Linked DNA regions of Homo sapiens: region 2 is linked to region 1. The links are chromatin loops, found by intact Hi-C in ENCODE. Cell type or tissue: PC-3. All regions are shown on one strand. Each heading gives the region's core, and the rest is flanking DNA. Links, peaks and the distances in the headings are about the cores only.

Region 1 (16,740 bases), core at 5,179-9,178:
GTAGCTAACCCATCACGGGGATTTGACAAACATGGCTTCCGATTGTATCTTCTTTCCAATTCATTTTATGAACTCAGGCAAGTTCCTTAGCTTCTTTAAATTTGAGAAATGAGTATGACAACAGTACCTTCTTCTCAAGGACACACATAAAGCACTTAAATATTTGATAAGTGCTAGTCACAATATTGGTGTATTTTGCCTTGACAAAAGTAATGCCTAATTTTATTCAATAAACAATTGTTAATTGTCAACTCATACATAAGCTAATATTGTTAAGTTGCTTCGTATAATGCTTATCACAAAAATGGTATGTAATGGTTACATAAATACAAATAAAATCATGTATTTGACACCATACTGCCATTAGGTGACTACTATCTCTCCATATTAGAGGTAGAGCAGTGTCAAAAACTACCATCTGATTAAATAATAGAAATAACAGCTAAGTACTTACTCGGTACTTTCATCTTTCTAAGCAATTTATATGATATGTTACTTAATCCTGACAACCCTATGAGGAAGGTCCTTCATACACCAACATATCAACATTTATGCATCTCTTTGATTACTTCTCATGCATTAATTCCTAGATTTGAGAATCACTGTGTTCAAAGTATATTGAACTATTAAGGCTACGGGTATGAACTACTAAATAGCTCTCAAGAAATGTAGCCAATAGTTGATATCCAACGGTTGTATAGAAAAAAGTCCCATTTCCCCAAAACTTTGTTAATGCCAGGCATTCTCTAATTCTCCAAATTGCTAATAAAAATTTGTCATGACTTAGGAATACAACATAAAGGGAAATAACTTCTTCTAAATGTCCTAGATAAAACAATCTACCATGAAAATTAATGTCTCCTAGGCAACCAGGAAGTCAGACACAATGAAAAAGAAACACTGTTCTCTTCGTTAAAAGAATAAAACTGTGTTTCCTTTTAACTAGAAAAATAAAGTTGTTATTTCATTATGGCCAGGAATATTAAGGTTCACTGTAAAAAATAATCTGCTATTTTTATACCCTGGCATTACTCAGTGAATGGCAAAAATCTAGACCAATCCTAGAAGGCACGAATGTCTTTGGGGGATGTCAGAAAAAGCCTTAACTCCAGACACTTCTACCAACTGGAGAGTAGGTTTCTATTTCAATTAACTTAAACACTAGGGGCTCAATTGTTAACCAAGAATGTAAATGAGCTTATTAAAAGCTGCTGGCTAATGGATCCCAAGATGAACCTTGAGAGGAACAATGCCCTGTCATCTAACTGAGGAACAACACAATCTGATCTGGCCCCGCTCTGAAACATACTTTATTGATGACTTGGAAAACAAGGCACATAAATGAATGGTTGGAGACATATATTGAAGTTTATATGATTTGTAAAACATTCTAATCTACAGGCGTATGTCAAAATTCCACAGGAGACAGTAGAAGAGGATCCTAGAAGAAGATAACAAAGTGAACAAAGAGAAAGAGAAGACAACTTGAAGTGTCCCAGAATTTAAGCAAACAAGAATACCTGTAACATTTTTATACAAAGAGAATTTTTTAGTGAAGTATATTAAGTCATCAACTTATGTCACTAAAAAAATTTTCAATTGTTAACAAGTCAAAGAAAATCCAAAACCTCAGCTATTTATAAACAGAAAACACCTAGGTATTTCAAAATGCCAACTGCCTTTTCAAGATCTCACTTCATCAGTTACCTCTTCTCTGTTCTGTCATTTTTTTTTTTTTTGTAAACCTACTTGTTTTACATATTTAACCTCATTCTCACCAGTTTCTTCCCTGTCTCCTAAAAAGATGTTCAGGGATTACATATACTTAATAACCTTTCCTCATCAAACTCTAATCACCTATTCATTTAATAAATATGTATTATATACTTGCCATATTCCAAATACTATTCTAGTGGTAAATATGACAGACCAGCCCTCTGCTCTCATGTAGTATTCTAGGCACAGGGTGCATATTGCAAGCAGTAGAGACTACAAGCCAGTCAACAAGGAAAAATATTCTGATTGTGACTTGAAGGAAATGATCAAAATCCAAGAACAGGAAGGGACTTGGAGGAGGCAGAAGTGGCTGCCTAAGTGTCAAAGGAAAGGGGAATCTCACGTTTGATCTGCGAGTTGAATGATAAGAAGTCCACTGTATGTGACTATATGGGGATAAAATGTTCCAGATGGAGGAAACAGCAATTGCCAAGGCAAGAATGATCTCAAGATCTTAGAGGAATGGAAAGAAGAGTGTGGGGTGGAGCCTAACAGCAGGCAGCAAGGCAGAGGTGAGGAGATGGGTTTGAAAGATGAGCAGGGATCAGATCATACAAGGTCTTGTGTGGCGTTTCACTTAATGAGAAACTCGTGATAACAAAGATTCAAGCTCCAGAGTGTTCAGGGTCTAAATTTGACTTTCAAAAAAAGATTTTACTATTGTACATTAAAAATCATCTCAGGACGCCTGGTGTGGTGGCTAATACCTCTCATTTGGGAGACCAAAGCAGAAGGATCCCTTAAGAACAGGACTTCAAGACCAGCCTGGGAAATATAGTGAGAAAGAAAGAAAGAAAGAAAGAGAGAAACAGAGAGAGGGTAGGGGAGAGGGGAGGGGAGACGGGAGGGGGAGGGGGAAGAGGTGAGACGGGAGGGGGGGAGGGGAGGGGAGACGGGAGGGGGGAGGAGGGGGGAGGAGGGGAGGAGAGAGGAGAGGAGAGGAAGAAATTAGCTGGGTGTGGTGGCATGCACCTATAGTCCCAGCTACTCCAGAGACCATGGCACGAAATGCCTGAGCCTGGGAAGTTGATGCTGCAGTGAGCTGTGATCATGCCCCTGCACTCTAGCCTGGGTGACATAGTGAGATCCTGTCTATAAAAATAAACCTCAGGAGCTTAAAAAAAAGCATATGCCCCATTCCCAGATTATTTTTCTGTTAAGACTTTTGAAAAGTGACATACAATTCATATACCATAAAATTCACCCTTCTAGTGTACAGTTTGATGGTTTTCAGTATGTGTGCAAAATTGTACAATTATCATAACTACCTAATTCAGAACATTTTTACCCCCAAAAGAGAAACCATTTCCTTTAGCAGTCATTTCACATTTTCCTCTAGCCCACAGCCCCTGGCAACTACTATTCTACTTTCTGTCTCTGTGGATTTGCCTTTTCTGGACATTCTATAGAAATGGAGTCATACGATATATAGCCTTTTATGTGTAGCTTATTTCACTTAGCATGTGTTCAAGATTCATCCACATTTTACCATGTATTCATCCTTTATTCCTTTTAAAGGCTGAATAATACCCCATTGTATGTATACACCACATGTTTTTCTCCATTCATCAGTTGATGGACATTTGTTACTACATTTTTGGACGTTTGTGAATAGTGCTGTGAATATTCAGGTGCAAGTTTTGTGTGGACTTATGTTTTCAATTATTGAACGTACACCTAAGAGTGAAACTGCTGGATCATGTGGGAACTCTGTATTTAACATTTTAAGGAACTGCCAAGCTGTTTTCCTTAGTGGCTGTACCATTTTACATTACCACCACCAATGAAAGAGGGTTCCAAGTCCTCCACATTCCTCACCAACACCCCACTCCCAGATATTTTAAATTAATTGGTCTGGCTGAGACCTAGATATCAGGCTTTTTTTTGGTTTTTATTTTGAAAGTTCCTATGGTGATTCTATTCCTAACGTATAGTGAAGGCCAAGAAGCCCTTACTCCAGCCTGTTCATTGCCAACTTGGTAAGTATTTATACCTACTCCCTCTTCCTGATAAGTATTCATACCTACTCCCTCTTCTGCTCCAGAGCTCTTTAGACATGTTACTTGGTGCCCCCAGCACTCTCAATGACATCTGCTTTGTAGCTGACTCATCCAGTGAGAGAAGGAAAGATAATTAAGGAAGATACAGTCTTATACTTTTAACAGTCTCATTTATTTCTGAGTGGGGCCAGTGTCTGTGTGAAATCTTCATGGTTATCTGCATGTCTGGATGGGTTTTCTCCAGGCACTCTGGTTTCCTCCCTCATTCCAAAGGTGCATGTGAGATTAAGAGGCATGTCTACATGGTCCCGGTCTGAGTGAGAAGGTATGTAGAGTGAGTCCTGAGAGGGAATGGCGCCCTGTCCAGGGTGGGCTCCTCCCTTGGGCCCTGAGCTGCCAAGACAGGCTCTGGCCACCTGAGACCCTGAACTGCAATGAATGGGTAAATAATTATCTTGCTTTTATTAATCTTTCTTATAATATGTAGACATCATCTTTATTTCTGTATTTAATATTAACAATATTTTGGTTTTTATTTAGAAGTTTGGTGATGTTTTTGTGAGGAGAAATATGCCACAGGAATTTTTTTTTTAATCAGTTAGCCTATGGTCAAATTGGTTTCATTATACATTGTTTTGGTTAAAGTTGTAGTTTCTAAGAAACCTACCTATGACTCAAGTGAGGACTTGTGTTTTTACGTAATGTGAATCAGCAACCCCCTTCTTCCACTGATTGATCCGACGGAGACCTTTTATGCAAAAAGAGGTCACTGCTTTAAAATATATATATATATATATTTTATATTTATTTTATATATAAAAATTATATATATTTAAAAAAATATATATATATATATATAGAGAGAGAGAGAGGGAGAGAGAGAGAGAGAGAGAGAGAGGCTCCTGAAGTTCTTCTCATCTAGTCAAGAAAGATATAGGGTGTAAATGGATACTTCTATGTTTTATGCTTCAACCTGACCTTGAGTATTAAACATGGTATCATATTTACAAAAATGTATAACATTTAGAACTACTTTTGTCACTTTATAAAATGATTCTTCCAAACCAAACACAGGTGATGAATATCTAAAACACCAGCATCAAGGCCTAGAGCTTTGTGTTTGTACAAAATATCAGGGAAAAGCCAAGCACAGTGGCTCACACCTGTAATCCCAGCACTTTAGGAGGCCTAGGAGGGCAGATCACTTGAGGTCAGGAGTTTGAGACCAGCCTGGCCAACACTGCAAAACCCTGTCTCTACTAAAAATACAGAAAATTAGCTGGGCATGGTGGTGGGCACCTGTAATCCCAGCTACTTGGGAGGCTGAGGCAGGAGAATCGCTTGAACCCAGTGGGCAGAGGTTGCAGTGAGCCAAGATTGTGCTGCGCCACTGCACTCCAGCCTGGGTAACAAAGCAAGACTTCATCTCAAAAAAAGAAAAAAAACGTATCAGGGAAAGACAGAAACCTGAATAAAAAGGAAACAGATTTCTACACTGAAGGACAAAGTATGGCATGACTTCTCAGTCTGATGGAGGCCGAGATTCGTTTTTTTCATTCTGAGATTCATCTTAACGGTTAAAAAAAAAAAAAGAACAAACAAAACGAAACCCAAATCATGTTTTTCATGTGGACTGTAATAGCAGAGACGAACTTACATGTTTAAATACAAAAACAATCCTTAAAGAGGAGAATCAGAAGTTGAAAATCACCTTACTGTTATGTATCTTTCTGGAGTAATCAAAATTTCTACTATATTATAGTCTCTATACCATCAAAAAATCCACAGATATCACAGATATTCATCTCCATGGACTGTATGAAGACATTGTGGACATATTGGGACATCAACTCAGAAATAATGTCAAAAGCTTGTATGGTAAATCTGAATCAACTGTGATCTTTCAGAAGCAGGAGCTTCCAAAGGGGTTCCTGTAGCATCCCTTTATCAGAGCAAGGCCAGTCAGAGGTTAAGAAACATTGGGTCTTTTACTTTAACACTTCTCACATATTATTTTAAAAATAAATACCAAAAGAAATACCAAAGGAAAAACCACATAAATTATATTTTGAACATTTACATTGAACAAATTAAAGTTCCCAACATAAGTGAATACAACATAATAATTACTATTCTGCATATGAGAGAAATTATTCCACCATTTTTTGACTCCTGAATTGTTGGCAATATTCATGGCAAAGCAATGCTGCTCATAGGTTTTTGCTAAAACGGAGTATAAGGCTAATTACAGTGTCAATTATAGCTATGTATCATTTGTACTCTATAGACTTACTCCTATTTTAAGTGGTCTACCATATTCTTCTAATATCTAACGGTGTTATTCACAAGATAACTACATGACTGATACATTTTTTACGTAACAGTGTACTACAGGTGGTACAACCTTGTAAGAGAACAAGTTTAGAAGTATATAATGCACATCTTCCTTCAATCCTGTTTATTAGCATATGGAAAACACATTTGAAGATAACCAGATATAAATTCAAGGCCTTGAATCCAAAGCCGTCCCAAACTACTGATTCCCTGTGTTCTTCCAGGCCCTCAGAAGATGTCGGTTAAAGGAAATCATAAAAAGTCAAACTATAGCCTCTGTGTTATGTCCCCACTAAAGCCAGTATGGCCAGACTTTACTGTAGCTGAGAGGTTCTTGCTCATGGAGTCTTGAAATAGAGCTTCCCAACTTCAGCAGAGATGCCTATTATACAACATTAAATAAAAGACGAATTTAAATGAATCAAGTCTTGACTCTTCTTCCACCATCATGGGTTTTACAGAACAGCATTATCCAGGGCTCCATTCAAGGTAATTTTGCTTTTTCATTGCTTGACAAATGCTTTCCCATTTCCCTGCACCCTAGACAAATTGGTATTTCTCAGCAGCTCTTAGAATGACAATGGCAGTTTTCTCTTCATCGTTTTTTCATTTCTTCATCCTCTCGCCATGAGAGGCACTCATCAGGGGATCTCTAATCCTACCCATCTCATTACCTCTTCACTCTATTTGTCACCATTTGGAATTTCAGAACTCTTAATTATTAGCTTACTGTTACCAACAGTAATGAGGCTCTGGCTGCCTACTGGGGAGCATCATCCAACACTAACAAGCTAGCAGACTGAGACCGGCACCTGAATTCCATCACGTGGTTCCATTGTTCAGGCCAGGTGGGACATTTCTGTCTGCAGGCAAGCTTTCTGCAGGAGAGCTGGAGTTTGCAGGGTGGCTATTATCCATTCACTTTGGTCTTATGATTCACACTGACTCAAAACAGCTTTCCTGTGTGGTCATGCTCATTTACATACTGGCTATTGCCTTCCTTATAATAACACTTAATGTTTATTTCTGCCTTGTCCTCCTTTTCACTTGTATAAGGACTTCCTGGAGCTAAGAGTTCTCAAAGGGAACACTAATTGGTCATTTTCTTATAGCTACTTTTGATCTCCTCCTGACCTGGAATGAACAGTGAGTCTCTCACAGCCATCTGGGTGATCCGTCTATATACAGACCTTCCTTGACACTCCCGCAGTAGTCAGCATACTGCCTCAACACAAAAGAGGCTAGACAAATGTTAAGTGACATCTATAAAGTTTTCTGAGCACCAAAGACAGACCCAGATGCAGAGGAGACAGAAAGGTAAAGGATTAAGAAGGAGCTGGTCCCTCTGAAACTATGACAAACATGTCTTTATATAGTTAACGAGGGAAGATGCAACTGATCCAAAATCCATCTCTTCCTTGGCTTCATATCCTTTCACAGCAACAAGAGCCTTGCACCAATGAGGACAAATGAGCATTGGTTGAATACTTCTAAATGCCCAGCCTACATTAGGCACTTGACCTGCATTTGCTCATTTAAACCCCAATAGCCTGTACAGTAGACCTGGAGGAAAACAAAACCCACAGAAGTCAAGCAACTTGATCAAGGTCACCCATTAGTGAAAACCCCAAAGCTCTTCTCAGTACAAGTGGTCACCCAACACCGCTCAGAAAACGGTTAGGCAAAATGAGGGCCTGGGGTGGGTTTTGGAATAGCAACACCCTGAAGGTAATAGAGGCTGGTGGTAGAGAAGAGGAGCAGTGGCATCACCTAGGTGTGTAACGCTGCCTTTGTCCCCTGTAGCTGCTGCCTTCTATCCAAGGTGACCACCGTGTTGAACACTGTCTAGGAAATACTGTGCTCAGGGCAAAGGATGCTCTCTTTTTTTCACATTTTTATACAGCTAAGAGAAGTCATTTCTGAAAACAGGACTTGGAGGTCAACGTTTACATATGATGCCACCAAGGACATCTCCTGATGATACCCATGAAGGAGAGACCATTCCGTTAGAAAACTTGTGCAGTAACATTTAAAATTGGCATTTGTTAACCATACTAATAAGAGCTAATATTCCTGTAGCCCTTGCTATATACCAGACATTATGCTATAAATGCTTTATGTAAATATCTCACTTACTCCTCTCCAAAGCCTCTGAGGTATTTTTATCACCCTAATTTTACAAAAGAAAACACTAAGAGTTTAAGTCCCTTGCCCAAGTACACACGGAAGCAAGTGATGGAGCCGAGATTTGTACCCAGGTATGTGACACTGGTCTCCTCCCCACCTCCAACAGTGCTAAGAAAGATCTTCTGCCCACATTGCATTATGTGCTGTACTTTTTTCATGTAAATGATCATTCCAAATGTCTACATCCTGGTGGGTGAGCGGAGGAGGTGACAGGAAGAACAAAAAAAAAAATAGACATGATGTCAAGAAAGGAATTAATTTTCAAGTGCACAATCACTGCTACCCACAGAGTCTGTCTGTTTGGTTTTCCATAGGTATAAAGAGATTACTCAGAGTCCATAAGGTGGCCATGCCAGGTCTCTCGGGGTCAAGCAGACAGGCCAAGGGTGTACCCAGGCTCTCCTTAGCTCTCTACATGGCTCTGCCTCATCTGCTTGCTTGGTTCACCCATGACATCAGAGAAACAAAGTTGGGAGCAATGCTACTTCAAGCATATGCCAGTTACTAAGGGTAATTTATGGCAACTCTCATTGCCACGTGGGCTGAGAAGCACAACATAATAATTAAAAGACTGATAAGCAATCACTAATGAAATGCATAGGTATTGTTGAAAAATGCATTTTGAGTCCAAGTAAAACAATGATGTGTGTTCTCCCAGTGCAGAATCTCTGAGCTCTGTAATCTTAAAGGCTTTTGCTTTTAAAATACTATTTCAAATGCCAGCTATTAGTAACCCATACATTTGCACCCTGGTTTCATTGCAAAAATGAGGAAGGACCATTGCTTTCCAAAAGAGGCAACAAATAGAATTTTTTAAAAAACGCTTCTCTTGGAAAATTTTGATCCGTTTCAAGTGATCTTGTTTAGAAGACCCCTACGCCAAGAGTCCTGCCGGGACAGAGTTGTGTTGGCATCACTTGACTGCTACCTGTGTCGTCTTTGCCTTTGTGTATCGCAAAGCCTGTTAGAAACAGCTCATGGAAGCGGGGCTCAGAAGACAGAGGTGTGTGCTAGACCCTGCCCTACCTTTGTTCTCTAACAGGGAAGCATAATGTCAACCAATCTCTAGTCATCTCCCTGACCCATGTCCCTGACTGGCATACACACAGGGCCACATGAAACCATTCCATGGCTCAGGCCAGGGTTTCAAGCATCAATTACCCTTAGTAACAGCACATGCCTGAAGTAGGGTTGCTCCCAACTTAAATATTTCTCTGATGTCATGGGTGAACCAAGCCAAGCAGATGAGGCAGAGTCATATAGGGAGCTCAGGAGAGTTTGAGTATGCCATTGGCCTGTCCACTTGACCCCTGAGTCTAATGACTCAGCATGGTCTTTGGAGTTCTAGGATGGCATTATTTACTTCTCCTCTTGCACAGTCCAGAAAGAACATTTTTCCCCACTAAATGCACATTCCCAGGAGCTCCGACCTCCAGTCAAAAAAGTAAAAGTTGCTTGGTAAGCTCACTGCCTGGGGTCTTCTATACCAGGAAGGGCCCAGGCCTAGCACTCATGTTGTGGCATCTTCCTCCTGCACTGTAGGCAGATGTCGCTAATTAACTATGACATGTTCTCCTGCAGGGCATTAACAGAATCTTTTAGATACCATTACCAATCAATCAGAGTTGCTGCATAACATGGAAAACCTATTGCTCATTTCACTTTTCGGCTTTAGACTAATGACCCAGGGAAACTTTTCATGGCAGCCCTGAGATGGTTCGATCCATTTCAAGCTAAGGATGTGATAATACGTGTATCTTCCAGAATCTTGACTCTTTCAATTAGGAGCATGAATAACAAACTTCTAGCATTGAAATAACATATTCTACGGTAATCCTCTGACTGATCACCTTGTTAATAAATATCTAAAGACCGCATTTTTCTCTGAGCTTCCAACTTCCATGGGAACATTCTGATTGTGATATAATTTTTAAATTAGCGGGTTTATTCATAGATTTGTGTTAGTAAATGGCAAGCTTCTTACTAATTAGCAAATTGTGTAAATCCACAGCAGTATTAATTTTCAACTGTATGGGGAATTAATATAAGACAAAATAAATAAGGAGACAATTAAAATTTCCCTAGAGGCATGCATTTCTATAAAATTCAGCACAAAACAAGAAAACATTAACCCATTTTGAGGGTGCATTTAGAAAAGATCACAAAAGATGTGTCAGTGTCACAGAGAACAAGTGAAGCATGCATTTGCTGTGGCACGCACTCTCAGTTACAGCTAAATTCCCTAAAGATATTTTCTCAAGTTACTGCTGCTGAGATGTCCCCTCTTGCCTTGATGCACTTTTCCAGCACTTTCTCATTTAATAAGGTTTTTATTATTTCTTTATTGATGTTTCCACTCAAATTGCTGGTGTGCTCTCTCTCACTTTAGAGGACAATGCACAGTATAATGTTCTGATCCTCAAAAACTGCCCCACAAGAGGTCTCTCACTAACCAAGCGCTTGCTAATATCCATTTCACTTTTCCCACTAACCCACTGAGAAGATGGAAAGCATATGTATCTCTGGGCTCCTGTTTAACCTCCCAGCTCTAGAAGATGAGAAAAAGCATGTCCCTCTTACGGGCACTTACACCATTTCTTATGAAGCCATCCCACACACTGTTAAACAAATCTGATTGTTTCTCAAACTCCCCTTTAACTGCTTCAGCTTATTGCTAAGATGTTGGAGTCTTCCTGTGTTGGTGGCCATGGAAACCACCTGTCTATTTAATGGCATGAGGTCTTTTCTTTACTTTTCCTGGCATGCCAGGCTGTTGGGGAAAGGCCAGAGCCCTAAGTTTAAACAAGTCAAGTACAGATGTTTAAGAATGACAGCTCCCAACAGCTTCAGATCATAGCTAATACCAAAATTAAACTGTAACATGGTATGCTCTGATGGGGAAACTGTGCACAGTTTCTAAGTACACAAACAAGACAGTACACAGACAATTGTAGGTTCCATTTGGGGGCAATTTTCTTCCCTTATCATGGCTATCAGTGATACAATCTGCTGCAGAAGAATGTGGTGTTAACTAATTAGTATACCATATAGAAGTGCCTGTCTTGTATTATTTACAGTGCCTGGGACACACTCCTAGTACAGGGCTTCTCATAGGCACAGTAATTATGCATTTGCCTCTCTGTCTTACATATTAGATAATGATCTCCTTAAGGGCTGGGAATACGGTCAGAGATTGGGATTGCCTATCAGCCCCCTCCCAAGCAGACCTAAGCAGCCAGGTGGTAGGCAAGAACAGCTTCATGAATGGCTACTAGGCAGTTCCCAGTAGTGCCTGGAAATTCTGTAAGTAAATTTTAAACGGCTTGGTTCAGGCCAAAACCAAAATGGATCTTCCTGTTCCCTCACCCCAGGTCTGCAGTGACATACTATCCTGATCTCCTCTTTCTGTTTGAGGTTGAAAATGGAAATGGGAAGAACCAGGCAGGCCTTATCTGGCCTGCTTGCCATATGGAGACTGATGGGCAGACTGTTCACAACCACAAGCAGGTACCACAGAAAGAGGACAGAATAGAGCCGGTCCTTTACTTTTAGGTGAGTTTTCCTCCACTGGCATGTTGTCACCAGGCAAGGCAGTTGCCATTTCTACTGATGTAAGGAGACACACACACACACACACACACACACACACACACACACACACAGAGAGAGAGAGAGTGTGTGTGTGTGTGTCAAGGAGAGGTGGGGAGGAAGTGAGTAGGAAGGGACACAGAGCCAGGGACTAAAGAGAAAAGTCCCTTCCTGTGAAAAGAATAAGATAATATTTTCATTTACCATCCCCATATACACAGCAGTGAGCAAAGTGCCAGGCAAATAATTGATACCCAACAAACATCAGCTGAATGAACAAATGGATTCATTCATTGCACTTTTCCATGTCTCTATCTCTAGTATTTAAGATTTTTTTAATGTATCTTAGAAGAGCCTACTGTTGTACACCAAACCAAACCAAAACAGCAGAATGTCCTAAAGTACTGACATATGTGTAGAAATTACACATCAAATTACCAATCAGATAGACGCTAAGGTAGGACTGAAATGTGGGCCAAACCCATTTTGGAAACAAAGAACAAAGTCAATACTCAAGGTCAAGCTCTTAGACAGCTATTCTTCCAAAGCACCTGGACCCCAAGACACACTCAACAAATTTCAGGTCATTTCTTCTCTCATTAAGCCAGTTACAACCAAGTTATAGAAGTGGAGTCCTTACAAGTCGCTATTGATAGAATAAGAGCTAGTCAAAGAATGTTTGAGCCATTTTTTTCCCAGCCTCAGATGATGGGGAGAAAAAAAAAACACCTCAATCAAGGATGTCAAAATGAACCAATCTGCAATAGTCATCTGGGCAGGGGACAGGTGAATAGCCCAATTCTTCTCACAGAAATGAAGAAAAAGTTCAGGCCATTATCCAGGATGACTTGAAAAGGCAACTCAGTGACTGAGCTTTGTAGTTCTGACACCATTCAAATAGAAATGGGAGCCAGAGATAGAAGGACTGACGGCTCATTCTCAGGAATGTCTGTGACTATGCTTAGATGTGTCAGTAGACAACAGCTTCCTACCAAATGGTACAGGCTTTGGCAGCCTCTTTTTTAAAAGGCCTTTTAGTAACTAGTCAGGCACCATTCTTAATATCAAAACATTCTCTCTTTTTTATTGCCCAGACTCTGGGAATCTGGAAAATGAAAGAAAAGAAAAAAAAAGAAAAGAGAGAGAAAGAGAGAAAGAAAAAGAGAAAGAGAGAAACAGAGAGAGAGAGAGAGAAAGATAATTCTGACTCTTCCTAGGTAAAGTTATGCTTTCCAGTTAACTTGATCCACTAGTTATTACCCGAAAACATGCTTTCCCTATGTTTGAGTTCTCATTCATTTATTCAACATCTACTATGTGCCAGACCCTGTGTTAGATGCTAGGGATACAACGGTTAATGAGAAAAAGAAAATGTCTTATCATGGAGCTCATTATTTATCTGTCTTATAATTAATCTATATTACTTTATTTAACAACTACATACATTAAACACTGCCCTTTTATGGTTACGGAAAGACAGCAGTGAACAAAACAGACAGTCTCTATTCTCTGATCCAGGGGGAAAAGACTAAATGAGTTAGTAACATTTTCAGATAGTTAGGAGAGCTGGAAAAACATACATTGGGATAATGCCATTGAGAGTGAGTGATGGAGTGGCAGCAGGACTGTTGTTTGAGATAAATTGGCCAGGTGGCGTCTCCAAGAAGAAAAGTCTCACTTGAGACTGGTAAATGAAGCCAGCAATCCAGGAAGGGTGTTTGTCAGGGTGGCCAGCTTTTCCCCACTCCTAGGTTTTAAGAGGAGTCTGACACTGACTATTATTAGGAAAATAAGTTAGTTGGCCTACTTGGAGGGTATAATACCAGCCAGCACCTTAATATTCAATGTGTGGTCTGGGGAATACCAGCATCAGCATCACCCAAGAGCTTGTTAGGAATGCAAATTCTCAGCTCCACTCCAGATGTAATTGATCAAAATCTGCACTTGACCTGACCCCTAGGTAATTCATATGTGTATTAAGACTTTGAGAAGCCCTGGAGCTAGCCACCTTGAGTAAGACCTAAAGTCATGTCCACCAAGCCTGGCCTCTATCAGTCATTCCTTTGTTTATTTTGGAATTCATTTGAGAAATTTGAGGACCCAGGCATAGACAAGGGCTGCTATTTATTGGAGGTCCTCAAGATCCTCTAAATAAAGGGAAGAACAAGTACAAAGCCCTGATATGGGCCAGGCTGAATTATGAGTGAAATCAACAGAAATAAACGCAAGCCATTTAAATTTTATCCCTATAAAATGGCTAGCCTTTGGAAGTTTTTAGGCAAGGGAGAAGTAATATGTTCTACGTGAAACTTTGGAGCAGTGACTCTGGGTGCTGCAGAGAGAGTGGACAATAGCCAAGCAAGCATGGAGAAACCACACAGTTAAGAAGCTACAAAGGCGAGCCCGATGGGAAGCGGTAGGGACTTGAGTTGGTGAGGCAGCAGTGCACTTATTCTGGATATGTCTTGGGAGAAGAGCTAATAATACTTACTGATGAATAGAAATGTGGGGCAGCAGTTAGGAAAGAGGATGGTCAAAGAACCAGTCAGTGCAGGCATACTTCATTTCACTGCATTTTGCTTTACTGTGCTTCTCAGATATTGCATTTTTAGACCAACTAATAACCCTACAATCGCCTTTTAAGTGTTCAAGTGAAAGGAAGTGTCACACATCTCTCACTTTAAATCAAAAAGTAGAAACGATAAAGCTTAGTAAAGAAGGCATGCCAGAAGCCAAAGACAGGCCAAAAGCTAGGCCTCTTGGGCCAAACAGCCACGCTGTGAATGCAAAGGACAAGTTATTGAAGGAAATTAAAAGTGCTACTCCAGTGAACACACAAACAGTAAGAAAGTAAAACACTTATTGCTGATAGGGAGAGTTTGAGTGGTCTGGATAGAAGATCAAACAAGCCACAACATTCCCTTAAGCCAAAGCCTAATCCAGAGCAAGGTCCTAACTCTCTCCAATTGTATGAAGTCTGAGAGAGGTGAGGAAGCTACAGAAAACAAGTCTGAAGCTAGCAGAGATTGGTCATGAGGTTCAAGGAAAGAAGCCATTTCCATAATATAAAATGTCGAGGTGAAGCAGCAAGTGCTAATACAGAAGCTGCAGCAAGTTTTCCAGAAGAGCTGGCAAAGATAATCAATGAAGTTGACCATATTAAACAATAGATTTTCGATAGTGACAAAACAGCCTTCTATTGGAAGGCGATGCCATCAAGGACTGTCCTAGCTAGAGAGGAGAAGTTAGTGCCTGGCTTCAAAGCTTCAATGAACAAACTGAATCTCTTGTTAGGGGCTACTGCAGATGGTGACTTTAAGTTGAAGTCAGTGGTCCTTGAGCATTCTGAAAATCCTGGATCCCTTAAGAATGATACTACATCAACTCTGCCTGTGCTCTGTAAATGGAACAACAAAGCCGGGATGACAGCACATCTGTCTGTTGCATGATTTACTGAATTTTTTAAGCCCCCTCTTGAGACCTACTGCTCAGGAAAAAACATTCTTTTCCAAATATTACTGCTTACTGATGATGTACCTGGTCACCCAAGGGCTCTGATAGAGATGTACAAGGAGATGAATGTTGTTTTCACACTTGCTAATACAATATCTATTCTGCAGCCCACAGATCAAGGAGGAATTCTGACTTTCAAGTCTTATTAATTAAATACATTTTGTAAGGCTATAACTGTCATGGACAGTGACTCCTCTGATGGATCTGGGCAAAGTAAATTGAAAACCTGGAAAGGATTCACCATTCTAGAAGCCATTAAGAACATTCATAATGCATGGGAGGTCAACATGAACATAGTTTAGAAGAAGTTGATTCCAGCCCTCATGGATGACTTTGAGGGGTTCAAGACATCAGTGGTGAAAAAAGCAGGAAAACTAGAATTAGAAGTAAAGCCTGAAGACGTGACTGTATTGCTGTAATCTCATGATCAAACTTGAACAGATGAGAAATTGCTTTTTATGGGTGAGCAAAGAAAGTGATTTCTTGAGATGAAATCAACTCCTAGTGAAGATGATGTGAACATTGTCGAAATGACAACAAAGAATTTGGACCATTATACCAACTTGGTTGATAAAACAACAGCACTGTCAAAGACGATTAACTCTAATTTTAAAATAAGTTCTACTATGAGTAAAATGCTATTAAATAGCATTACATTCTACAGAGAAACCTTTCATTAAAGGAAGAATCAATCAGTATGGCAAACTTCATTTTTATTGTAAGAAATCGCCACAACCACCCAACTTTCAGCAACCACCACCATGATCAGTCAGCAGCCATCAACATTGAGGCAAGACCTTCCCATTTTTATTGTTCACATTTTTTAGCAATAAAGTATTTTTAATTAAGGTATGTACACTTTTTAGGAATAATGATATTGCATACTTAATAGACTACAGCTAAGTGTAAATATAGCTTGTATATGCATTGGGAAACTAAAATTCACATGACTGATTTATTGCGATAGTCACTTTTTCACAGTGGTGTGTATCTGAACCCATAATATCTTTGAGGTATGGCTGTACCCCTACGAGGCATGGAGGTGGGCATACTACCCATGCTGCCCCCAAGCACTATGGCTGACCCCTTGCTGGGCTGATCCCAAATACAAAATACAAGAATTCATAAACAATACAACACTTTCCGTTAATGGAGAATGCTATAACACCTAGTTCCCACTTCTATTCTTCACCGTTGGATTCTAATAGATGCCTGTTATTCCTTTAAAAATATGAGAGCAATGGATTTCATTTACAAAAAAGGGAAATTAGTTACACAACAAAATGAATACTCAGAAAAATATTTCAAGCAAATAGATAAAAGACCACTTTTAAAAATCTGA
Region 2 (16,740 bases), core at 8,072-12,071, 82 kb after region 1:
ATTCCTGATTTTAATAATTTGAGTCTTCTTTCTTTCCTGCTTAGTCAGTCTAGGTAAAGTTTTCTCTGGTTTGTTCATCTTTTGAACCAACTCTGGTTACATTGATTCTATTTTTCTATTCTCTATTTCATTAATTTCTGTTCCAACCTTTATTATTTTCTTCTGCTTTGTGTGGTTTACTCATTTTATAGTTTATTAAGGTGAAACATAGGTTACTGATTTGAGATTTTTTAAAAATACAGGTACTTAAGCTATATGTTTCCCTCAAAGCCCTGTTTTAGTTGCATTCTATCAGCTGTTATGTTACATCTTCATTTTCATCAATGACATAAAATTGTTTCTCATTTTCATTGTGATTTTTTAAATTGACTCATTGGATATTTAGGAGTGTGTTGTTTAAGTTCTGTGTATTTGCAAGTTTCCAAAAATATGTTAGATTTCTAATTTCACCTTATTGTAGCTAGAGAATATACTTTATATGATTTCAATCATTTGAATATATTGAGGCTTTTATGGCTTAGCATGTGGTATATTTGGAAAATGTTCCATGTACACTTGAGAACAATGAATATTGAAGGTTTTATCTCTTTCTCTGATATTTCTGTTGTCTGCCTCAATTGGCCTCACACCCAGCTGTTATGCTTCACTAATTACTGGATAATCATTCTATTGTTTTGAAAAATACCCTAGAGGCATAAATTTCTCCACAGTCTGACCCAATTAAATTCAAGGGCCTTTGGGAGTTAGATCTTCAGGCCAATTTTTCGTTACTCCAGGAGGGCTCTCTTACCTTTACCTTTCTTTGATTCTCTCTGATCATCTAGGTAATCGATGGGTTAGCTTGTAGATTTTATAGAGCTACCAGCCTCCTTTTAATGGCTTATCACCACAATGTCTATTGCTTTGGACAATGACCTTAGTTAGGCTTGACATTCCCCCCACTGTTTCAAATGAAATCAATTCCTATGAGCTTCAGAGTTCTTATGGACTGCTTCTACCCCTAGCAAAATCTGAGCCTGGAGCTCCAGAGCTGGCAGGCAGAGTAACACCTATACTTTCTGAGTAGGGGACTTGTTGGGGGTGGCAGCCTCTGGCTTTCTTAGCTTGCCTCTCTCAGCTTGCCTCTCTCAGCATAGAATCTGCCTATGAGTAAGCTGAGGCAAGGGGGACTGGGGCCTCAATATTCTCAGCCTCCCATACCCGGGGTAGAACATCCACCTAATTAGTTGGGGGTAGGTGGAAGAAGGTAATTCCTAAACTTTCCGCCACTCTCACCAAGAACTTAGCCTCTGCAGTTTAGGGCAGAGGGAATGAGAAATTCTAGTGACCTGTTCCTCAGTGAGATACCATATCCCTTGACTGGAAGCTGAGGGGAAAGGCAGCACCATCTCTTTGGCCACATCTGCCCAGAGTGGAGGCTCCATCTCACAGAGCTACATGAAAGGGATAGATAGCAGGCTGTGTCTGACATGCTACAGACTCTCATGTTCTTAGGGAGATTCTTCAGATTTGCTCACATAAGTGCTTTTGATTTGTCATATTCCATTACAATAATTTCCAGAGACTTTAAATGAGTTTCTTTATATTTTTCATCAGTTATGGATGTTTTCTGGGAAATGGTCCATGGAACACCTTATTCTGCCATTCTGGAAATAAAACTCCAAGAAACTTCTCTTTAAGCCTCTGAGACTTAGAGGTTGCTTATTACTGCAGGAAAGCCTAGTTTAGCATGATGAAAGCCGTGTCTAGTATTAAAGCAGAATTAAAGTCAACTCAAGGAAAGTAAAATGATTTTCCAACTCTATCTTTCTCTGATAGGTTCTTGTCCCTTAAAGCTGAGTAGCCGTCACTGGCCAGATTCTAGAATAATGCCCTTCCTGTTTTTCTTTTGTTCTGTTGTCCCCACTTGATTGCTTTAATGTATCTAGGTAGACTGCCTCTATTAAGAAGTCCCAAGTTAATGTAGGCTACTTGCAGTCTTTGAAACACAGTGCCCATTTAAAGATGACAATCCTAGAATCATAAGAGCAGGGATACAAACTATTTTATTCACTCTAGTATTCTCAGAGCCTAAAACAGTGTCTGGCTAGCCTGACACTTGATAGCTGCTCCCAAAAGGTATTTTTTGAATGACAGTGTCAGGACCTTGCTCCTGTTCCTTTGTTACACTGGCTGCCCTGGGGATCAAAGCGTATGGGAGGGCTATTTGTCTTATGTTATCTTTCTGAAAGTATCCTCCCAGAGACTGGTTCAAACAGGAACCCTACCTGACTCCTATGTCCTAAAGGACTCTATCAATAAAGTATTCCAAGATTCTTCTAGCCAGGAGGTCTGGCTTCATTTTCGAAGTTATCTCAGAAACCTAAAGTGTGTACTCTGGTATCATTAACTGATGTGACACAACTAGTGTGATTCCATCAGTTTTATAAATGACAACCAGTGTGAGGAAGTCGACACCAAAAGAAGACACTACTGGACAGAAGGCAAATGATTTTGAATAATCAGCCTCTACCCTATTCCCCCAGGGAGACTAAAATGCCTAAGCAATGCTCTCGTTGATCACAAAGGATACATGTTTGTCCTCTTGTTTAGAGTTGCAAGAACCCACTCTTTCCAAAGCAATCAAAATCCTATATTAAGGGGACCATGTCTAGAAGCTCTGGAAAATTCCTGGAATAGTAACACAAAAAAGGAGTCACTGTACCACCACCACAAGCCTCTCTGGGAACTAATTGTGTTCTAGATGCAAGAGACACTTAACCCAGCATTTGTCTTAGCAGTGTCTGCCTACTATGTGAGCCTTACGCCATCCCTGAGACTCTGCCAGGCCCCTGCCCATCCACTCAACACTTACAGTTGAACTTTGCCAGGAAATCTAGCTCATCTAGTTCTCCAGCTTTCTAATCCTTCCTCTCACCCAAGACTGACCCACTCCTTGTCCTATCTTGACGTCCCTCTGGTTTATACAGAGTAATTAAATCACTGGTTAATTGATGAATTCAATTAAATCAATGTCTTACCTGAGTCCCTGTTAGGATTCTTTAACCTTTTTTGGAAAATAGCCACATGTCAAATTTACTCACTTCTTCCCAGGTCATTAAAAAAAAAAAAAAAAAAAAAACACACAGAAATAACTGAGTAAAAAACACTCTCAATCTTTGCCCTCTTGGTATCAGCTTTGAGACACCTGGCCAAGTACAGCCTGTGCTAAGTTTCAAAGAGGAGGCAGATAACTTTGAAGATTTTATTTCACAGGGGACAACAGATAAAAGTCTCTGTCAAGTTGTCATTAGATGCTTAATGCTATTCTTGGTGGGGAGCTTGAGGCGCCCCTCCTCCTCTGTAGACTTCTAGCAGATTAGGTTTCAGAGCTTTAATTTGAGGAAGGATTTACAGCTGTGAAGAGGTATAATATCATTTTGATTTGGGTTGTACTAGGCTGGGGAAGCCAGATTACATTTGTATGAAACTGTATTAGACCATATGACTGAAACCACCAAAATCAAATAAAGGGAAAATTTTCCAGAGAGCCTAAAAACAAGAGCCTGTCTTTCCAGCACCTGAGCATTGTTTCACTAACTATTATTCTGATTTACATCTAGGGGATCCATGCAGAAATGCGGAGGGAGATGGCAACAATGCCTGTGCTTGCTGGACCTATCCATTCATTAATCTGTCATCAACCTAATCCAGGGGCCCATCCCCTAGAACAAGAGGAAAAAAATTAACACTTAGAGAAGAGGGGAAGTTGGCAGGGGGAGGGGAGATAACTTTATGAAAAATAGCCTTCTTTCATCTCCGGAGGCACTGTCTAATTCAGAGTCTCAAAGAAATCCATCAAATTGTCTCTCTGGGCCTCAGTCCATCCACCGCCACCATATGCTACCATGTGCGTGTGTCGCACGGCATCCCCAGATAATGACTTACGTGGGCACCGTGCCTTTCCTCTAGAACCATCTTAATGCTATTTTAAAATCCGACTCTCATTTGCATGGAAAACAATAAATCACTTTGGGTAACACAGAAAACCCAGTTTCTTCTGAGATGAAACATGAAAAAAAGAGTTAGCTGTTGTTTGTACCACACAGCTACACAGAACTGGGCAGACTACCAGCATCTTCTACTGGGATTTAGAGATGGACGCAAGAAACACCACGGGTAGGACTCTGAAAATTGAAATTATTTTTGTGCCAGTCTCTAGATTCAACTAGAATGTGCTCTTGGCTGGGGAGAATTTGGGAAAGAAGTGTTTTTTTTTTGTTTTTTGTTTTTTTTTAATTGCAACTACTAAGTTTCAAAAATGGGGGAAAATCATGAAGACAGCCACAGACATCTTCAGGGGCTGACTAATTCTTAAATGATTGGTTCCTCTAAGAGTGGTTAGTGGTGAAAGAGTAAATGATGTATGAGAACGATTTCTCTGATTTCTGCCAGGAGTTCTACTCACTCAGTAACCACAGGGAATAGAAGGATCAGGTTTTCCACAGAAACTACTTTTAGCACATGCTGTGTTTCTACACCTGTACTTCTCTTCCGAACAACTATCTTAGCTCCAAGTTGACATGGCCCGTTACCAAGGGGCTCCATGTCTTTTGTTTTTGTAGTAAAGATGACTTGAATACAGAAGAGGTGTTGTAGGAGAGCGCGTCTTCTCCAAATGCTGGCAGATGACAGTTTCCGCAGGGACGTAAAGAGGTGACAAAGGCACAGAATATAATTTAGTCCTGATTTCCAGGTCTGGCTCACAAAACTAATCGGATGAAAATGTGGCCAAAAGAATACCTCGGAGATAAACTTTCTAGAACAAGCTAACGCCATAATTTGACCCTAATTCCAAAAATCATGGGAAGGACATACTTCTTAGTATCTTTATCTTATTCTCAATTAATCAACAAACCTTAATGTAAATAAATTTTCTAAAATTCATTGTCACCGAGGAAAGGGTTAAAAAAAACTAAAGTTCTCTTTTGAGAATGGATTTCTTTCCCTCACTACCTTCTTAGACAATACAACAGAGGTTATTTCTAGACCCAGAGGAGACAATGCAACATAGCTTCTCCAGCCTTTGGACACTAAGCAAGTTATCAATAATGCAGAATCTTGAAACCTGACACTAAACTCCTTCAGAGGTAGGTATCTTGTGAGCAAAAGAGAACAGAGTAAAAGGGGCAAGGATGGGAGAGTGTAAGAAGAACCATGCTGTGGACATTTTACTTCTTGGGGTGTTAGTTTCCTTCTATGCAAAATACAACTGTAGATTGCCACAAGCCTAAACAAAATCTGTAAGAAATAAATAACCTTCAAAGCAATTTAATAAAAAGAAATGTGCCCAAAATATCCTCAAAGACTTTATTAATCTAGGGAGGCAATAGTTAGGAATATGAGACATGAGTCAAACCACCTGATTCCACATCCCGATTGCACGATGAACTAGCTGTGTGATATTGAGCAAGTGACTTAACCCCCAGATTTCCTACCTGTATAAGAGGAATAATGAAAGCTCCACAACTACTGCAAAAGCTAAATCAAATAATATGTGTAAAGCTGTTAGTACAATACCTGCCCCCACAGTAAACACACAATAAGTATTAGAAATACAACAAATTATTATATTTAAGTATAAAGCGGTAATCTGTACATACTTGGAACATTTCTGACTTGAGAAGCTATAAAATCATGGATCAAAACAGTTGTACAAAAGATGGTGTTATGTGAGGTCCTTTGGATTTAATATAAGGAGCCAAATAAAAGCAGTCCAAATTTAGAAAAATCTTTCAAGCTATTCCGCGATGACTGTGTCTGTCATCACTTGGGAAAGGAAACTGTATGCTACTCGCATTCTAGAGAGCTGTTAGGAAATGCTAGCTGACCCTCAACAAACCTTCAGCCTCCCCAGGAACACAGTTAGGCAGCTTAATTTGGGCAAGCGAGGAGAAAGCATGAGCCCGTACCCAAGCACTGCCTGGTTTCCATCTGCGCGATTTAACCACAAGCCACAGAGCGCCTCTGCGGACACCAAGTCCAGCTGCCAGGGAAAGGTTTCAGACCCACGGTGGTGTCCCAACAATTTCCAGTTCAGTGGAAATCTGGGGAACGCACAGGCTCATAGCATATGATTTCTTCATGTTTCATTAGTTTCCAGGTTTTAAACAATTTTAACCTTCTCTCTGGCACAGAGCTGCTGTACTGTAAGTAGAAATCACTGGACTTTGAGTAACATGAGCCTGTTTCACGTTTGTGGGTGGACATCCAATTGGCACAGTGACCTTGGCCATGTCCTGACTCCTCTGAGCTTCACTTTCCTCATCTGTAAAATGGGTGAAAGCCAACTTCAGTGAGTTCTGGGGACACAAACATGTTTCACATGTGCCTAGATAGATGCTGTTAGTCTCAACTCATTTGCTATCCTGAACTTAAACGGGTTGCCAATCTACTCTCACACCACTCTAAAACAACAAAAAAAAAATCTTTTCAAAAGCTAACAAACTGAACTAGGAGACGAAGAAAGAAAATTCACCGCTACATAAATTAGCCAGGAGCAAAGCAAGAAGCTGCCCGAGTAGGGCAGTTGGCTTCCCACAATTGATTCTTTAATAACTTCTGTAATATTTCTGAGGCACATCAAAGGACAGTAACAGCCCAGTGTTGGTAATCCCTCTCACATATAAAAACTTTCATTACAGAGTGTTAAAGGCATCACTCTGCTTGAGAAATCGCAATCAATAGACGTTGGCCTTTTTTCTTCTTTTCTATCCTGGGGTAACGGCACCAGCATTTTCTCTCCAGTAATGCAGTGCTGTGTGGCCAGAGTTTCCTCTGATGCTGCAGACGAGCACCAAGATGAAAAAATCTTTGTGATAAATGAGAAAGAGGAGAAGAAGTTTGGGAGAATACCTCTCTGTGTTAGAAACCCGAAGTGTTCCATGCTAATTCACCCTAAATGCTGTTTGCAAATATTGGCTTAGACATGCATTTAAAAGTCACAGGGATTTGTTTTAACATGATTTCTTTTGCATTCCCATGTGGAAAATACCTTATTTTAGAGTGAGACGCCATCTCTATTTCCCAGGCTGGAGTGCAGTGGCTATTCACAGGTACTATCCTCAACCCACAACAGCCTCAAACACCTGGGCTCAAGCAATCCTCGCACCTCAGCCTCCTGAGTAGCTAGAGCTACTGCATGCCCCACTGCGCCCAGCCTATAAAAGATTTCAATTGAAAAATGTTTCCAATTAGCACCCTAAGAGCAGGATAATTTTGGAATACTGCAGCAGATCTTAGGGACACAAACTAAAAGGACAGCAGGCAGTCATTAATTTCTTTGTTCCTTATTATCTATAATACAATTGTTAGAGTCAGAAATATAAAATTACTTGCAGAAGTTTTTTTAAATTCAGCCTATTTGTTTCCTTTGAAAGATTACTCCAGGTTCTTTAAAAAGCCAGAATCACATTTTTCTTTTTATTATGAATGCATAAAGGCCAAAGGCCACTCATAGCATCTCCCTCGTAAACCGCATCTTGCCAAAGCCCGTGGCCAATTTCTGGCCTCCCTTTACTGAACCACTTAGTGGCATTTGGCCAGTTGACCACTCCCCTCCTTCATAAGCCGTTTTCTTGCACATAAACCCCCCAACCACACTACCCTTTCCCCACCTCTACTACCTGGCTCCATTTGTCTTCATAGTTTTATAGGAATTTAAGTCATCTATTTGTGTGTATGTTTATTATCTTACTCCATGTCCCATGCCTAGAAATCCCTGGTAAGTTGTAGATACTCCATAAATATTTGCTGCCTGGCTGACTCTTAGTATTTTCTTTTGACAGATTAAAAGCTCAGAGGAGTGAAGCCACTTGCCTAAGACTGCATAGTAAGTGGCCGAGTCAGAATTGGAACTCTGAGCCCATACTCATGACCTTTATATAATAGAAAAAGCAGCCTCGGGATAAATGTCCAAGAGCAGGGTTGGCAAACTTTTCCCTTAAACGGGCAGACAGCAAGTATTTTTGCCTTTGTGAGCCACATATATATATAGTCTCTTGCATTTTTAAAAAAGAATACTTTAAATACATAAATCTATTATTAGCTCAAAGGGTCATACACACAGGCCACAGCTGAATTTGGTCTTAGTTTGTCAACCCCTGCTCAGGAGAATAGGAGCATTTTCTACTGGATTCATGACTTTAACCCAGGCCCAAGAATCCTGTGCAGAATCAATTAAGCTTTGTACAATGATTTTTTTTTTTTGAGACAGAGTCTTGCTCTCTCGCCCAGACTGGAGTGCAGTGGCGCCATCTCAATCTCGGCTCACTGCAACCTCCACCTCTCAGGTTCAAGTGAGTCTCCTGCTTCAGCCTCCAGAGTAGCTGGAACTACAGGCATGCACCACCACGCCTAGCTAATTTTTATATTTTTAGTAGAGATGGGGTTTCACCATGTTGGTCAGGATGGTCTCGATCTCTTGACCTCATGATCCACCCGCCTTGGCCTCCCAAAGTGCTGGGATTACAGGCATGAGCCATCACGCCTGGCCAGAATGAATGAATTTTACCTTCATCCTCTAGACAACAAGATCCTCAAGGTTACCAGACTTGGGCATGTCCTACAGTTAAAAAACAGTTCACTTTCCACAAAAGGGAGCTGGATAAATTCCTATGGATGGACACAATGATCAAGAGGAGGAAGAATCCTGATAAATTCCTATGTAGTAAGAGAAAATAACGCAAGATCAAGAGTGGCAAAATGCTGAAAATTTTGTGTTATTCTTTTTCCAATTAAGAGGCTTTCCCCCGCTATGAAGTAAGCAGGCATCACCAGAAGTGAGAGGAGGAAAATAACCGCTCTCACCTCTCCAGCGTCCTGTGCTCCTATCCTGCTGAGACTGTCTTTTGGCTACTACATAAAAAGCCAAAAAAGTGAGTCCTTCACAGCATGAGGATACTTTTAGCTGTTGGACACGGAGAAGGTTTTCTCTTGGTCTTTTATTCAATCATTCACAGAAAGGGACATCCTGTGACCTCATTTTCACTCTAAAGTAACAGAGAAAGCCAAGTGGCTTCCTGACTCTGGGTTCTATAGAAACCCTTGCTTTGATGGTGCCTTTCTCCTCCTCTGAGGCCAAGTCATGGTGGGGGCTGGTGGGGCTTCCTTCCATTTCCAAGACAGGTGGATCTCCTTGGGAAACAGCTGCTGTCTGGGAATCCTGGCAGCACCAGGGATAGAGAGAGAAGAGAAGCTCCAGTTTCAACCCTCTGAGTCACTGCAAAAGAATCCCCTTCATTAAAACTAGTTCTCAAGGGAAAGGTGCTTAGAGAAAAAAAAAGACTCAGCAAAATGCATAGGACACTTGGGTAGGAGACATTTCATTATGGCCACTTTGATAGCACCACTTTGAAGCAGTCATTTTGATTTTGGTATGAAACTTCTTGGAATTTTAGTAGAAGTTAGAGAATTACCTAAGTAAATGCTTTTTGATCAAAAATAATTTATATTTGCCAGTTTGTCTTTCATTTCTCCCCTTAAAGATAAGGGCTATGCCTGTCTCGTTTACCATTCCATCTCTAGTACTCAATATGGTACCTCACATATAGGAAGGGTATATTTATTTAAAAAATAACTACTATGACCATCACTACTACTGCCTATGTCCAGTGCTTACATTAGATACATAATAATTTGTTGAAAAAATGAACTGCTACCATCACTACTACCATTATTGCCACATAATTACTATTGTCACCATCATTATTCCTATTGGCTGTCTATTGTAAAGCCAATGGGACAAGCATTATGCTTAGATTATTTCAATTATCATTCCCATTTCATAGATGTGAACACTGAAGTGCAGAGAAGTATCCTAAAACATATATACAGTATGTGGTAAAAAATTGAATTAGGTTATTATTATGATTAGTCTTGTCAAGTAAATTGGGAGAAATGAATAGGCTGAGAGATAAGGATAAGGTTGTACTTAGTGCCTCTATTTTGGACTTTTAAGCATTTCTTTTCACGGAAAGGGACCAGGGATTCTTAAAGAAATGACTGATTCCAGATCTGCTCCAGGAAATAGACATGATGAATTGGCAAATTTTGTTGTGGAAAGCTATCAAAACCTACTAGAGTAATGTCAAAAGGACTTGGAGCTAACTTGAAAGGGGCTCCCACTGGCCAAGACAAATCAACTTCAATAAAAACAATGAAAGTGGTAGAATGAAATAGATCAAATACACAAACATTCAAACATTTCTTAAGAGTAAAAATCAATGGTCACCCTTAGAAGTTGCCAGGACACCAACTTATGATTTAGAAAATATTAACAAAAAGAAACTAAGGGAAATTAAACACTTACCCTGCCTTTCCTGTATGGACAACCTTTCAAAGTAACAACACGACATGGAGGGAACGTTTTTCCTCATAGAGGAATCACAGTTAATAAAAGCAGGAGGAATGACAGATTTAGAAAATCACCATTTCACAGCTCTTAATGAAATAATGGGTCTAGACAACCACCATTCATAGCTGCAAAACCTTTGCCTTAAAGCTTAATTGGAAACTTGATATTTAAGGCATCACACTGACAACATGTGAATCTAGGATCAATCCTAACTTAACTAAATGTGGGATAATAGTACATTACATCAGTGGTTCCCATACTTTGAAGCACATTAGAATCACTTGGGGAACTCTTAAAAATCTTAATGTTCAGGTCGTGTACCAGATCAATCAAATCACAATGTCTGGGGTAAGAGTATCAGTAATTTTAATTTGAGATGTTTTAGGTGATTCCACTGTGGAGCAAAGTTCAGGAATCTTTTCATTTTATGGCTCATGGTGTGATGCTCCCTATGATATATTAATGTTACTATCATAGGGAGATATATTAACATCCTATGATATATAACCAAATATTTACCAGAAACAGAAGAAACGTGTTTAAGAATGACTACAAAAATGCAAATCAGAAATCAAATGTGTGAAAAATTCAAAGAGGGTGTGAATGGCATATCTTCTCAACAAACAAATGTCATTTTAAAAAATGGTGTGTTGGGGGTGGGAATGGAGGGCTTTCCTTAAAACATGACTGGAAAAGTTATGCTTCTGGCTATGAATGAATAACTTCATACATCAGACTAATCCTCCTGCAGAAAGTAATTGTGATAGATGCATAAATTAAAAAAAAAAAAAAAGCTGTTCAAAAGCATCAGAGCACAACCAAGGCATGCAAGATTCAAGCATCCTAGATGATGTAGGCAAAGAAAGCCCACTGAGGTGAGCTCTATAGTTAAAGCAACTTTGTGTCCTAAGGGCATTTGCGAATTTGCATCGTGAGGGAATAAACCAAGTAGAAAGCAGCAGCTAGAGCTTGATGCAGTTTCTGAGCTAGAGAGAGAAGTTTGGAAGTTAAGGGCTATAGAAGCAGCAGCTAGGACTTGAGGGACTAAGATTTGTGAGAACGGTGAACCAAAGAAAAGTGATCCCAATACTCCTAACGTAATTTCCCCTTGAGATATTTGCAAATTCCTAAACTGCAAACATATGAAGAGACCAATTAACTAAGCAAAAATCAATGCTAAAAGACCAAAAACGAAGGAGCCATTTTGTCAGTCTAAAAGGGTTGGGGAGACAAAATTGCAATTTAGAAGACACTAAGGAGAAAGGGCCATCGTAAATGCCCCAAAATTTCATTTGAGAAACTCAAAAGGCTTGAATTGTTAGGACAAACTAGAAATAGACCACAGAATTTGAAAAATATCATTTCTGGATTAAATCAATATAACTTGCTTATACTGTATCCACCTGCCAGAATGTTAACATATCTCTGCAAGAAGATAAAATCCACATTAAAGGAAACACTAAAAGGAACTAAAGGGGGTTATTTGGGCAGATTAAAAATTTCCCAGATGAAAGCATAGAATGTAGGATGGAAGAAAGAGTACTAGGTAAATTGGGGTAAGTACCACTCTAACAATTTAATCAAGAGAAATGAATACATGTCCACACAAATATCTATACATAAGCAGCTTCATTCACAATAATCCAAACTTGTAAACAACCCCTATGTGAACCAAGTGAATGGATACACAAAATGTCGAATAACCATACAATGGAATACTATTCTGCAATAAAAAGGAACATTAACACATGCAACCACTATTCTCCAAGTCATTATGTTCACTAAAGGAAGCGAGACACAAGGGAGTTCATATTATGGGTTAATTCATTAAAAATCCTAGAAAATGCAAAATCACCGCTAGTGACAGAAAATAAAATCAACGGTTGCCTGAGAGCTGGGAGTGACAGAAGGAAATGTCCACAGTGTGGCACAAGGAAAGTTTTAGGGGTGGCAGAAATGTTCTGCACCTTGATTTTGGTGGACTCATGGGTGTATCCCTCTTTTAAAGCTCAATGAATGAATTTTACATGGGCACAGTTTATTATATACACACTATACCCCAATAAGCTTTTTTTTTCCTAAAAGACAGTTGAAATTCCCCAAAGACAGATCAAAAAGATAAGTTGCTGTATTATTCTATTGAAGTTTAAAAACAGATAAAATCAATCCATGATTATTAAAATGGTGTATATCTTGCAGAGCAGGTGTTCACTTAGTGAACAGGAAATTTCTGGGTACTAGTGCTAGTGAGTGGTATTTTCTACATCTTTGAGAAATAGTTACATGGGATGTTTATTTTGAAAATATTTATTGAGCTAAACACTTAAAATGTGTGCACTTTTGCTGTTTTTGTCATACTTCAATAAGAAAATTTAAAGGTGGAGGATTGAGAGAAATTAAAGAAAATCCAAGAGACAAAGCAACCAAAGGCAATGCATGGATGTCATATGGCTTATGATTTTAAAAACTCAACTGAAAAAAATGTGAGGAAATGAATGAAAATCAAACATGGACTATTTATCATATATTAAAGAATGCTTGCTCATTTTATTGCATGCTACTGTGATTACATTTAAAGTCCTTATCTGCTAAATAAACATACTAAAGTATTTATAGGTGAAATAATTGAGTAGGATTTGCTTTAAACATCAGCAAAAAAGAAACACACAGGCCAGGTGTGGTGGCTCATGCCTGTAATCCCAGCACTTTGGGTGGCTGAGGCAGGAGGATCACCTGAGGTCAGGAGTTCAAGACCAGCCTGACCAACATGGTGAAACCCTGTCTTTACCAAAAATACAAAATTTAGCCAGGTATGGTGGTGGGTACCTGTAATCCCAGCTACTTGGGAGGCTGAGGCAGGAGAATTGCTTGAAACTGGGAGGTGGAGGTTGTAGTAAGCCAAGATTATGCCATTGCACTCCGGCCTGGGCAACAGGAGTGAAACTCTGTCTCAAAAAAAAGAAAAGAAAAGGAAAAAATACATGTGCTCAAGTATAGGTTGATCATCATGGAAGTTGGATGACAGATGCATGAGAATCCATACTATTCTCTTGAGTTTTGCATATATGTAAGAATATTTTTACAAAGTAAAAATACAATTCAAGTGAAGATGAGGTACAAGGATGAGGCAGAGGGCCCAGGAGGGTGTGAAGATGTCTATTGTGCCTATGACCTATATTCTATTCTTTGCACTTTGAAGATTAAAATACCCACAGCATCAAAATGGCTATGTCAAAATGTCTTGCTTCAGAATTTGCATGGCAAGAATTTTCTCAGGGGCCCAGAAACATGACAAGCATGAAAAGAATGAAATTTACGAGAGTCCAATTAGGTCCTGAATGACAGCCAGGCAGATATATGATGACAAACAGTGTCCTTCGTTTCTCCAGAGACTGATCTACTTTGGGCCCAAAGAGAGGAAAGTGAGCTTGTATAATCCTGGGAATTTCACCATCCTTCTTCTGGTCCCTAGTTATCTCCATCTGAAGCCTATTCAGGTTTTGGAAGGGAGAGAATAAAATGGGCAGCCAAAAACCAGATTCTGATGGCATCAGTCAGAATCCTGACAGGACACAGATGTCATACTCCTCTGCAACTTTGAAGAGAAATAAACTATTTTCAGAGGTGGAGGTTGGGTTACAAGGTAAGGATTTGAAGCCCCTGGTACTAGCTACAGCAGAATGCCTTTAGTATCCTGGGCCTAAAAAAGCAAAGAAAGAGAACATGTTATCAGAGCCTGGTGAGGTAAAGGTGGGTGGGTTAGGGGTAGGGGGTGGGGAGTGGGACGACTATCATCACTGCTACAGCCTTGAAGGGACACAGACCCTGAAAAACATGATGAGAAAGACTTCCATGGGAGTAAACATCCCCCATCTCTCTCTCTCTGCCCATTGCCTGGTCTCTTTCCAGTACCTCCCATTGACCAAGCCCAAACTGGAAGACAGAGACATGGAAGCCCAGGTGACACAGTCAACCTCCTGGGTCAACAAGCAGGGCAGACAAGGTCGCCTAATAGGCTAGGAAGGCGGGGGATGGAGAATTACCAGCACATGCCCCCAAAGGGTAATTTACACCACACTGGAATACATAAGATCTTCAAAGCCACAGTTAGTTAGAAATGATGGCCATTTGGCAAAAGCTAATTCAGTCAGACCCAGGGTTGCAGATCCTTAATTTAAATGGAACTGAGTATTTCTAAGCATTTCACAAGAGGCCCAAAGACAATGAATGATAACAGATTCTTTACCCACACACACACACCCTCCCCATGGGGGAAACGGTAAGGAGCTACTCATGCTCATTCTCAAGTTTGTAAAACAAAAATCTTTTCTTCTATATTAGAAATTTCCAAAGTAAATGCACAAAAAAGGGGAGAAATGTGGTTGCATTTTCCATTGGGCTTTAACCATCACTCTGCGAAAGAGAAGAGTTCAGAGCAAAGTCATCACAGGTGGAAACAATCTCAAGATCAGATGGGAGAGGAGTATCCTCTTCCCCCCACCTCCCCCGCTCCAGGGGTATGTGGTCCTCTCTTGGTTGGTGATGCCAACCCTGCTTCCTCTGGCCCTGGGTTTTGTACCTGCTGCTTTCTCTGCCCTTAATGTGCTTTCCTCCCTTCCTTCACTTGTTAACTCCTATTCCTATCTTAGCTCAATTGTCACTTTCCAGAGGAAACTTTCCCATGTTCACTAATGAGGTCAAAGCCCCTAAGACATACTGTCATAGCATCTGGAACTTTTCCTTCATGAAAGCACTTTCACAGTTTTTGGTATGGCTGTTTGATATTGTCTATCTCCCCAGCTGAACTGGTAGTTCCACGTGGCAAGGACTATGTGTATCTTTGAGTACCATTGCATTTCCAGGGCCTCACATATAATCTGGCTCATAGTAGGCACCCAACTATTGTCGAATGAATGAGTCTTCACTGCAAGATAAAGTGACAACAGTTTTCCACTCTAGAGACCATCTACGTTTTTCCCTTTCAATGTACAACATGATTTTGTTTTCTTTCCCCCACCCCCCACAGCATTAAATTACTGGAAACACATCCTATGCTCATAGATGGGTAGAATCAATATTGTGAAAATGACCATATTTCCAAGAGCAACCTACAGATTCCATGCAATTCCCATCAAAATACCATCATCATTCTTCACAGAACTAGAAAAAACAATCCTAAAATTCATATGGAACCAAAAAAGAACCTGCATAGACAAAGCAAGACTAAGCAAAAAGAACAAATCTTAAGGCATATTACCCGACTTCAGACTATACTACGAGGCAGAGTGATCTTAACTGTACCAAGCTAAATCCTACATCTAGATTCACAGATGCAAAAGTGTTTAATAAAACCAAGTTACTTGCATTCTTAGGCTCATGTAGATGCTGTACGCAGATGGTCTTCTAAATAGGTTTTAGATATGTCAAAACTTTCTCCAGCCACAAAGTCAAGAATGATCACCTTAGGGTTGCAGTATACTCAATTATTTATACTCCTTCTATGATCAAGGGTAGTAGTATCTGCATTAAGTAGTTTCCTCCAAACCAGAAAGGAACGAATTGGCAGAATATATTTCCTTGCCTCCAGAAATAACTTATCATCATTAGAATCATCTGATATTTTTGGGATCTGGAATCTATGTTCTGTATTTGTGAGGGTAACTATGAGACTTGAACAGTCCACCAGGGATCTTAAAGGCATGTTTTCAAAACACAGCCCCCATCAAAACAGTGTGCTGTTACCAAATATGTTTGGGCAATGCCACTGTGAAATTTACAACATACACTAACAGAGAGTTTGAGAAATCCCATGGCTGGTAGAGCTTGGCAAAGGGAAATGTGTTTCCCTCACATATCTAACTAGGAAACCGTCATTTCAAATACTTCCTCTTACTATCCTGAAGGCCATATTTTAGGAAATGCTGCACTGGAGGAAAGATGTTCTAGAATAGACAGGTACTACAAGACTGAAAAAGAGAAAATTTAACATGCTTTCCTGCTACTGAATCTATTCTATATATCCTGTTTTTCTTCATAGGTGTTTGCCCCACAATATTTTTGTTTTCTCATTATCTCTAATATTAAAATGGGAGAAAACAGTAATACAAGCATGTTGAAAAACTGATACCGTGAAATATTGAAAATTTGAAATTGATTAATGTTGGTTCCTAAAGCAAATTATTTTACTGAAAAAAATGGTTCTATTAATCTAAATAGATACATTTATTAATATGTGTTGAATACATAGGTATGTACCTAGGAGTTTTGTAGAGAGCATGTCTGTTTAGAAATAAGCATACAAATACATAACTTCATGTAACGAGTATGCTGAACAAGCATGATCCATT

What was found. Peaks named below come from ENCODE experiments on the same cell type or tissue, not always from the same donor. Only the 100,000 strongest peaks of a DNase experiment are listed, where the experiment ranks them.
Region 2: it touches region 1 in a loop (27-fold over the local background); 1 of 110 quality-filtered maps calls a loop at or near these places.

The regions. Positions count from the first base shown.
Region 1 is chr3:60,548,887-60,565,626 of GRCh38, forward strand. All of the region lies in intron 4 of FHIT (fragile histidine triad diadenosine triphosphatase), which reads right to left. Among named protein-coding and RNA genes, the nearest start is that of MIR548BB, 61 kb to the right of the region's middle. In PC-3, for the core only: no CTCF peak of the experiment used is centred there; a DNase peak (open chromatin) is centred at 7,015.
Region 2 is chr3:60,627,836-60,644,575 of GRCh38, forward strand. All of the region lies in intron 4 of FHIT (fragile histidine triad diadenosine triphosphatase), which reads right to left. Among named protein-coding and RNA genes, the nearest start is that of MIR548BB, 18 kb to the left of the region's middle. In PC-3, for the core only: no CTCF peak of the experiment used is centred there; no DNase peak of the experiment used is centred there.